2 separate regions of the Homo sapiens genome follow, and region 2 is linked to region 1. The links are chromatin loops, found by intact Hi-C in ENCODE. Cell type or tissue: OCI-LY7. All regions are shown on one strand. Links, peaks and the distances in the headings refer to the core of each region. The heading gives the core; the rest is flanking DNA.

Region 1 (4,395 bases), core at 284-4,283:
CAAGTGTCAAGCAGCAGGAGGGTGTCCTTCGTGAACTCTGAATTTATGGGGCTGAGTCTGAGAGCGAAGAGATGCCAACAGTAGCGACTGAGAACATTCTGGATGATTTTAGTAAACCCCGAACAAATTCCTTATACACCAAGGAGCATTCTCCTTGTTAGAAATTCCTCCAGACCACGACTCTGGCCCTGGCCCTGGGGTGAGGAGATAGGGTGCCTGGCCGTAGTGGATCTAAAACGGGATGACACCGGAAACCTGTGGGGAGGACGCCGTCCTTGTCGCCCCTTGACAGAGGGGGCACAGAGGCCTTAGAGAAACAAAAATAAAAATAGCAATTGTTTGCCACTTCCCTCCCTAATAAAGTGTTCTCTCCAAACCTGGTTTCCACTCTATTTCTGAACTGTTTCGCCCCATGGTGTGTAGGAAGCCAGGGTAAATGTGGGAGTGGGAGGAAGGGGACACAGGCAGCAACTCAAAGGAAGGCAGAATTAGTAGCCGTCTGGGAACCGGGGGCGGGGGCATTCTAGAAATGCGAAGAGGTCGAATAGCCAGCTGGGTCCGGAGTCTCCTCACCTCTGGTGTCTTAGCGGAGCATGAGTGTGTATGTATGTGTGTGTATATGTGTGTATATTTATTTGCGCATATGCACGTGTGTATGTGTGTGTGCATGCATGTGTGTATATGGGTAAGTGTGCAGTGTGTGTTTACGTGCATGCATGCATGTATGGGTGTAGATATGTGGGTGTGTAGATAAGTGTGGGTGGGCACATGCGTACACCCACTGGAGGGGTGCGATGGAAGTTGTGTGCAGCTGCGTGAGCGTTACTGACCATCCTGTGGTTTGCTGATAGCTGCTTAATCTGGGTTGTGTGTTTCCTCCCTCCCCAAGCAGACACTCAGGGTGCTCCGTGATGCACCGGGACGCTAATATTTTCACACCTGCAATCTGTATTGTTCTTTTCTCCTTCGGAGAGCAATATTGCCCTTCTGGGTGCTTAAGCAGGAAACACAGGACCAGATAATTTAAGAGGAGCCTTAATGCTCAGGGCCAGAACAGACAGACGGGCCTGAACAAGGTCACAGGCCGTCCAGGGAGTGCAGGGCTAGGGCAATGCCAGCCCACTTCCTTCCAGCCGAGCGCTCCCTTCACGGTGACCACCTTCCCTTCAACGTCTTTGTTTCCCGGCTGTAAAATGGGCATGTTGCATACAGCTATGTAGGAAGTGTTTGCAAGTGCCCAGGCTCTGGGAATTTGAGTAAAGAAGGCCCTTTGTCAGTGGCGCACACAGCCTCGGCTTTCTTCACCTTGTCAGTTGTCCATTCAGGTGGAGTAGCTATGAACACCCACTTACCCTTCACGTATCCTAGGATCAGGACTGTGCCTGCAGTGACCACGAAGGCTGGGGAGCCAGATGGCTATGGACCTCACGAGGGCCTGCCAGTTCCCAGGAAGGGGGTCTGGGCTGCCAGGACAGGGGGCAGCAGCAGGACTCAGAGAGAGGGGTTGCCTCGCAGTGAGCCCTGCCCATCTCTCGTGCGGTGGGAAGGTGGTTTAAACCCTGCCCTTACCCCATGCTCTGAGGTCTCCGGAAGACACAGGTGCTATATATAAAACTAAGACTATTATCTCACTCTTGCTAAGTTTCCACCCTCGCGGCTTACTGTACACCACCGGGGAGAACATTTCCTGAAGCCCTTCTCCCGGAGCTCTGAGGCCAGGGTGAGGGACGCCTTCTGAGAGAGAAAACCTTCCCCGCAGGGAGGCCTTTTGCAGAACAGGGAGGAGAATAAAAATGTCCAGGCAAATGCCCAACCTCACCCTAGTGAGCTTCCCACTAGCTGAGCTGGGGACCAACATGGTACCAGCCTACAGGGAAGCCCCTCATCTTCCCCCTTTTGCCTTTTAACATGGAGTCTCTGGGTCAGGGATGGACACGGTGGTGAGGGATGCTAAGTATGAGCAGACACCCTAGTGGGTTCAGCTCAAACTCCAGAGGGGATGGGGATGGGCAACACTCCTGAGGAACTTCTGTTCAGCACTCGTCATCGCCAGGACAAATGATGGGAGGTCCAGGTTGGGAGGTTTCCATTTAAGCGTTGGTTCCTTGCAATTTCCCTGGGTAGTTTTTTCAAACAACCCATGATTGTCATTTTCGGTCGGACGATCCCCATTGTTTGGGACTGTCCAGCACACTGAAGGTCACTGAGCATCTGGGCATCTGGGCCTTGGAGCACTATTTGCCATTGTGCAACATACACAACACACACACACACACACACACACACTCTCTCTCTCTCTCTCTCTCTCTCTCTCTCTCTCTCTTTCAAAACACCCTCTAGGGCTGGAGGCAGGTACTGCATCTGGTTAGGAACCACTGCAAGGAATTATTTACCTTGGCAACATCTCAAGAGGATATCGAACTGGAGTCAAAGGATTTTGGGGAGGTGGAGTAGGAAGGAGGTAGAGGATGTTAGGCTGAGAAATGTCCTGTCAGCTTGGACATGGTGTTGGCCAAATTTTTTTAAGTGAAGAATTTTCATTTTTTTTGTCCTATTTATGAGCACCCAATTGACTGAGCACCCTCAGTTAATTGGAGAATCTTGTGCATTTTGTTTGGCTTTGTTTTCATTCTTTCTTAATAAGAATGTCTTAATAAGATGTCTCTTAATAAGCACTATTACCTGTGGGGCCAGCTTCATGAATGCAGTTGCACAGGCCGCATGCTCAGAAGGGCCCTGCTTTTGGGGTTGAATGCCTGGCCCATTGCTGCCTTGAAATTCTTAATAATTCTTTGAGTTGGTGTTTGTAAGTGAAGTCCAGTGGGACAATGAAGCATGAATTCTCTGGGCTCCAGTCCCACCTGACTTCCTTCTCCCCACCCCTGGCAACTACTGACTCTTCTGATCCCATCAGGGGCCTGGGTGAAGGTTCAGGGAGGGATAGAGTTGGCGTCACTGGTGTCCCAAGGCAGGGTGTGGTGGCCATCCCTACCCCAGGCTGGCAGGGCCAAAAAGTGGACAACTGCATGAGAATCCAGCTCACTCCAGATCCAAATACCAAGCGTGTCCCAGCATGAGTGTGTAATCGCTTTGGGTCTGCCCAGGCAGGTGTGTGGGAAGAGGGGACCTCTCTGCTCCTGGCCCAGCACCTGGTAGAGGACGGCAGTAGACGCTTAAGAGTGGCCAGAGTCAAGGGGCGGGATCCCAGCATCTTGTGAGACTCTGCACTCATTAAACAGCAAATAAGAAACACTGTATCAAGTTGAGAGAAACCCTGCAGAAGAAAGGAAGGAAACGGTTTATTTTAGTACGTTTTATGGCACTTTTTTCCTGCTTTTTGAACAAGGGCGCTGCATTTTTACTTTGCACTGGGCCCTGAAACTTACGTAGCTGGCCCCTACTTGCTTACTTCATTGCTATCTGCAGTTTCTGTTTATTTTCTGTCTCCCGTTTCTAAAAAGAAATAACTAGTTAAAAGGGCTCACCATGAACACAGGTGCTTCCATTTGTTTCCCCCTTTCTGTTCTTCTGAGGGACATTATCACCAGCCAATCACCAGCTGCCCCACCCCAGACTTCTTTTCCAATGCTACCTGTTAGCACGGCACCTTCTGAAGGAGGCCGTGAGTCAGGGGAGAGGAGACAGGGGCAGGGAAGACAGATTTATCTGTCACTGGGATGTGGCTGAATTTTGTGGTGGGTGGGTTGTGAATCTTCCCATTAGGGAGTGATTTCTTCCCAGGTAGTTATGAGCTAGTGCTGGCCCCAGGCAGGATGCTGTCAGGATACTAGACAGGGAACCATAAAGCAAGGTTGCAAGAAATGAGGCTCTGCTCTCATCAGCAAGCTTTACTAAGGGACTCTCTTCAAGCAGGGAGATAGTGCTGCACCAAACAAGTTAAGCACTGTCCTTGGGCAGGAGTATCATGCCGTAAGACATGGCCCAAGAGAGAATGACAGTGAGGAAACCTAATTGCAGGTCAGGTGGGCCTGTAGACAGGGACAGGTGAGGGCTAGGCCCTGCCCACTGCCGCTTCTCACCGTTGGTCCCCAGTCATGGAAGTTTCATATTTAGACAAAGGAAGGTCAGGGAAGTATCACGTCTTCTGCTTTACCTAGGAAGTTCTTGTTGGGGGGAAGTTGGATGTCAGGAGCCACTGTGCCTGCCTCTACCCTAGTCCCCTCCACAGCCTGCTGCATAGTTTCCAAGTGTCCCAGGACCGCAGTGACACCCACCCCACCCATACATTTTAAGTGTTAGCCACTTCTTGTCTGTTACTATAAAATGCACATCAGACATTCCTAGACCCATCGGAGACCTGGAGAGGCCAGACACTGGACATCCTCCTACCACTGGGCCAGACACACCCACGGCAGCCCAGACAGGCAGCCCAGG
Region 2 (4,395 bases), core at 316-4,315, 51 kb before region 1:
ATGTAAATTTCATGAGGGCAGGGGTCTTGTTGGTTTGTTTTGTTCCTGTGTCTCTGGATGCTAAAACAGTACTTGGCATATTGCAGGTGCTCAATAAGTATGTGAAGGACAGATGAGTGGATGGATGAAGAAGCAAAGAAATTGATGAGGAGGCTTTCACCGTAGTTCAAGCAGGGATAGTGTGGGTCTAAGCAGTGGGGCAGCAGTGGAGAGGAAGTGGTGACTTTGAGGCACATTGGAAGTTGGAGTAGAATGGAGAGAGCTTGCTAACTCAGGTGGAGTGAGGAACAGTGAATAAGAAGGAAAGCCAGACTCTTAAGATAAACTGAAGATTCTGGGGTTTGTAGCTTGATGAACAGGTGTTGTGGTTAGGTCCTTCACTGAGAATCGAAACACCAAAGGGGCCAATCATACTGGGTTTAATTTGGACTTGCTGGCTTTGGTAACATTGGGCTGTCTTAAACACAAGGCTGATGTTCAGGAGAGAAGAGAGCTGGGCAGTTTGGGGAGGCATCAGCAAAGGTAGAGGCTGAAGCAGTGGAATTAGAAGAGTAGAGAAGACAAGAGAATGGGGCAGAGAAGTGAGGTACTGATCCATATTTAAAGTAGAAGAGGGGTCACAGGCAAAGAAATCTGGTTGCATGAGGCTCCAGGTCCCAGAAAATGTTTTTAGAAATAAATCAAAAAAAGATCTGCAGATGCATGTCGCATTTGTGCGCAATGTAACTTCTGTTTCACCTTATTCCCCATCCTGCCCTTACCCTCATTACTCCCCCATCAAATGTTTCTTTGCGAAGTTGCAAAAATAAAATGCAGATTTATATAATCTCAGTAAGCATAAAGACAACTGTCTTTAGCAGCGGGAATGGTTTACTTTTCTTTGCAGTCACTGAAATGCATGGGATGAGTCATGTGAAGTTCTGAAAATTCAGCAGAACCTACATAGGCATTTGAATAGCTCAACCAGTAGAGCCAAGGGGGATGGGGGCAGACAAGCACCAGCAGGAAATGCTGAGTGTCAGACAGTAGCCCGAAGGAAGAGCCTGGGAAGGTTACCCTCTGTGATGACGCAGGGTCTGGAAACAATGACATCAACATAAATCATGAGATTTGAGATGGCGTCTGCTCTCTTCTTGGTTAGGAGGGGAGATTGCAGGCTGGGGAAACATTCCATGATCTCCCTTGGTACCCCTGTTCCCCACCTGCACCCCTCTATCCAACATCCTTGGACTTATTGGGGGCTGGGGTGATGATTTCGTTCTGAATCTCCCAGTTCATTCTCTAAGGGCACACTGACCACCACAATCCCTAGGCATTGTCATAGGAATTAATTAAGAGCTTGCTTCAGTGGGTCATGCCTGCAATTCAGTGTTGTGGGAGGCCAAGATGGGAGGATCGCCTGAGGCCAGGAGTTTGATTCTAGCCTGGGCAACAGAGTGAGACCTTGTCTCTACAATTTATTTATTTATTTTTGAGACGGAGTCTTGCTCTCTTGCCAGGCTGGAGTGCAGTGGAGGCTGAGGCAGGAGAATCACTTGAACCCAGGAGGCAGAGGTTGCAGTGAGCCGAGATCATGCCACTGCACTCCAGCCAGGTGACAGAGCGGGACTCCATCTCAAAAAAAAAAAAAAAATTAGCTGGGTGTGGTGATACATGCCTATAATCTGAGCCATTCAGGAGGCTGAGACAGGAAGAGCACTTGAGCTAGGAGTTCAAGGTTGCAGTGAGCCATGATTGCACCACTGTACTCCAGCCTAGATGACAGAGTGAGATCCTGTCTCAAAAAAAGAAAAAAAGAAAGAACATTGGAGAATTTAGGTTGAAGTGGACTTGCCTTGGATTCCAAGGGGCTTTAGTGACTGAATTGCCGCATGCAGGTCTGAGCCAGAAAGGACTGCCCCCCTCAGGCAGACAGGAATTTGTGTTTTACAAATTTTCATCTTTCTTCAGTCAACTAGCTGAGACTTCAGAATAAGGTTTATTGCCAATTGTCACAAAAATAAAATTATAATCGCTAATAGCATGAATGGATAATTACTGCTAAATTAATACTAATTTTTACTGTAGCTGATAATAATTTTTTAATTATGTGCTTAGAATGCGCTGGGCACTAAAATAAACAAGTTATACCCATTATCTCATTTCCTGTTCATAATGATCCCCTGAAACACATATTACCACTTCTATTACTGAGTAAACACGTATATTCATTGATTCATTCAGTCAGTGGCTGGGGATGCAATGTGAAAGCAATAGATTTTGTTGATGTCCCACCCATATCCCTTCCCACAGCGTGGACTCATCTCCAATGGCCATGACCATTGGCTGCTACTGTTCACAGCTGCCTCTCTTCTCCAGAGAATTGCCCTTGGCCAAATGGTAGCTGCTTCACATGGGAGGGTACTCTCCCTGCCCCACCTAGGGATATTCCGAAAAATAATGGAAAATGTCTGCAGCCCATAGCCAATGACTCACTGACACATAGAGGTACCGACTTGGCTCCCTTCTTGCCTCGAGGTGGGACAAACCCTGTGGTGTCGTCATGTTCTGGGACTCGGCTGAAGGGACTCGGCCCCATGGGACTCGGCTGAAGAAACCAGTCTCCAGCTAAGACGACAGCCTTTCCCTCACATCCTTCCCTTGTCCTATCTTCCCTCCCACACCCGTTTCTCTCCAGCATACCTTGTTCATAAATGAAGTGCTGCAGACCTTGTCTTACGTTCTGTTTCTTGTGAACTCCACCTACCACATTGGAATGAGTATAGACTTTAGTTCCAGGCAGACCTGAGTTCGAATATGTTGTGGCTGTGTGATCTTGAGTAAGTCAATTAACCTCTCTGAATTCTATTGTTCTGATCAATTTCTAAAAATGAAAATAATATAACTGAGTTTCATTCATTCCTTCCTTCTTTCAATAAACTTTAACATTAGCCTCTGTGCTAAGGATATAGAGACAAAAAAGGCGCAGTTTCTGCCTCCAGAGGTACAAGATTTTCTAAAGATTATAACTTCTCATTAGAGGGTGGTGAAAACAACTTTAGTGGATCCGACCAGCATTATGAAAAAAAAAATCTAAAGGAATGAAAAGAAAGTATCTGAGTGCCTCACACTTAATAAGAGTAAGTTCCATGAAGAATTGATTCGAATTTATGATCCTGTCTATGCATAGATAGAATCTATAGAGTATCTATGTCATATCTATCTCTATAGATACTTCATGGTAGACCTGAGGATATACTGAAAAATAATGTAAAATGGATCTCTTTCTGGCCATCAGATTAAAAAGGTTTGAAAGCTTCTTGTCTACAGAGTAAGAGCCAGTGAGAAAAGGGGAGATTTTATTCCAAAATTTGTTTTTAATAATGAGGAGCTTACACACATGCATTTTGTGTTTGTACACATCTAAGTAACCTCATAATAAAAAGTAATTTGTCAGTACTGGGAGGCACTTTCTCAAGAATACTTTTCCTTTAAAGGTGGAACAGTGAATTGCTTAACCTTGTGTTCTAGTTGTAAATCCACTCTCTTAATCATTTTTAAATGCTGTGGTATTCATTTCAGAATATTACTCAGCAAAATGAATCAGTGTAGAAGACGGTGTGTATAGTTCAATTTTTTGCTAAGTGTGTAGATTTATGCAGAGAAAAGAAGACTGGAAGTCTCTATGACAATATTAAGTGTTACCTCTGTGTAGCAGGATTATTGGTTTTCTTCTTGCCTTGCTTTGTTTTTAAGCTTTAAGCAATATATTAAAGTTTTCTGCAACATATTAAAGCAGAATATATTAAATATATTCAAAGAGAATTAAAAGGTAATGTGTGCTCTCTAGATGCTAAAGCTGTTACATATTACATCATTTAATCATCACAACAATCCTACCCCATAAGTACTACCATTCTCTCCATGTTTACAGATGAGGAACTGAGACTTTAAGAGATTAAGTAGGCTAGGCACGGTGGCTCACGCCTGTAATTCCAGCACTTTGGGAGGCCGAGGCGGGTGGATCACCTGAAATCGGGAGTTCGAGGCCAGCCTGACCAACAGGGAGAAACCCCGTCTCTACTAAAAATACAAAACTAGCTAGCTGGGCATGGTGGCGCATGCCTGTAATCCCAGCTACTAGGGAAGCTGAGGCAGGAGAATTGCTTGAACCCGGGAGGTGGAGGTTGCAGTGAGCCGAGATCACACCGTTGCACTCCAGCCTGAGCAACAAGAGTGAAACTTCATCTCAAAAAAAAAAAAGATTGAGTAAATTGCCCAATGTCATAGAGCTATGAAGTAGAACAACTATGAATCAAATGTTGTGGAGACGTGCACTGACCACACTATTACAAATTATAAGCTTTTTCCTAACCTGCCCTTAATCTCCCTGTACAGGGAATTACCATTGCTTTT

The links. Peaks named below come from ENCODE experiments on the same cell type or tissue, not always from the same donor. Only the 100,000 strongest peaks of a DNase experiment are listed, where the experiment ranks them.
Region 2: it touches region 1 in a loop (4-fold over the local background); 2 of 110 quality-filtered maps call a loop at or near these places.

Annotation. Positions count from the first base shown.
Region 1 is chr1:226,709,334-226,713,728 of GRCh38, reverse strand. All of the region lies in intron 2 of ITPKB (inositol-trisphosphate 3-kinase B), which reads left to right. Among named protein-coding and RNA genes, the nearest start is that of ITPKB, 28 kb to the left of the region's middle. RefSeq lists enhancers at 710-779, 1,280-1,359, 1,720-1,779, 1,970-2,019. In OCI-LY7, for the core only: CTCF peaks have their summits at 2,085 and 2,314; DNase peaks (open chromatin) are centred at 888, 1,628 and 2,348; H3K4me3 peaks cover 2,605 bases; H3K27ac peaks cover 4,000 bases.
Region 2 is chr1:226,760,684-226,765,078 of GRCh38, reverse strand. No RefSeq gene overlaps it. Among named protein-coding and RNA genes, the nearest start is that of ITPKB, 24 kb to the right of the region's middle. In OCI-LY7, for the core only: a CTCF peak has its summit at 1,925 (motif pointing left); DNase peaks (open chromatin) are centred at 378 and 988; H3K4me3 peaks cover 1,230 bases; H3K27ac peaks cover 1,883 bases.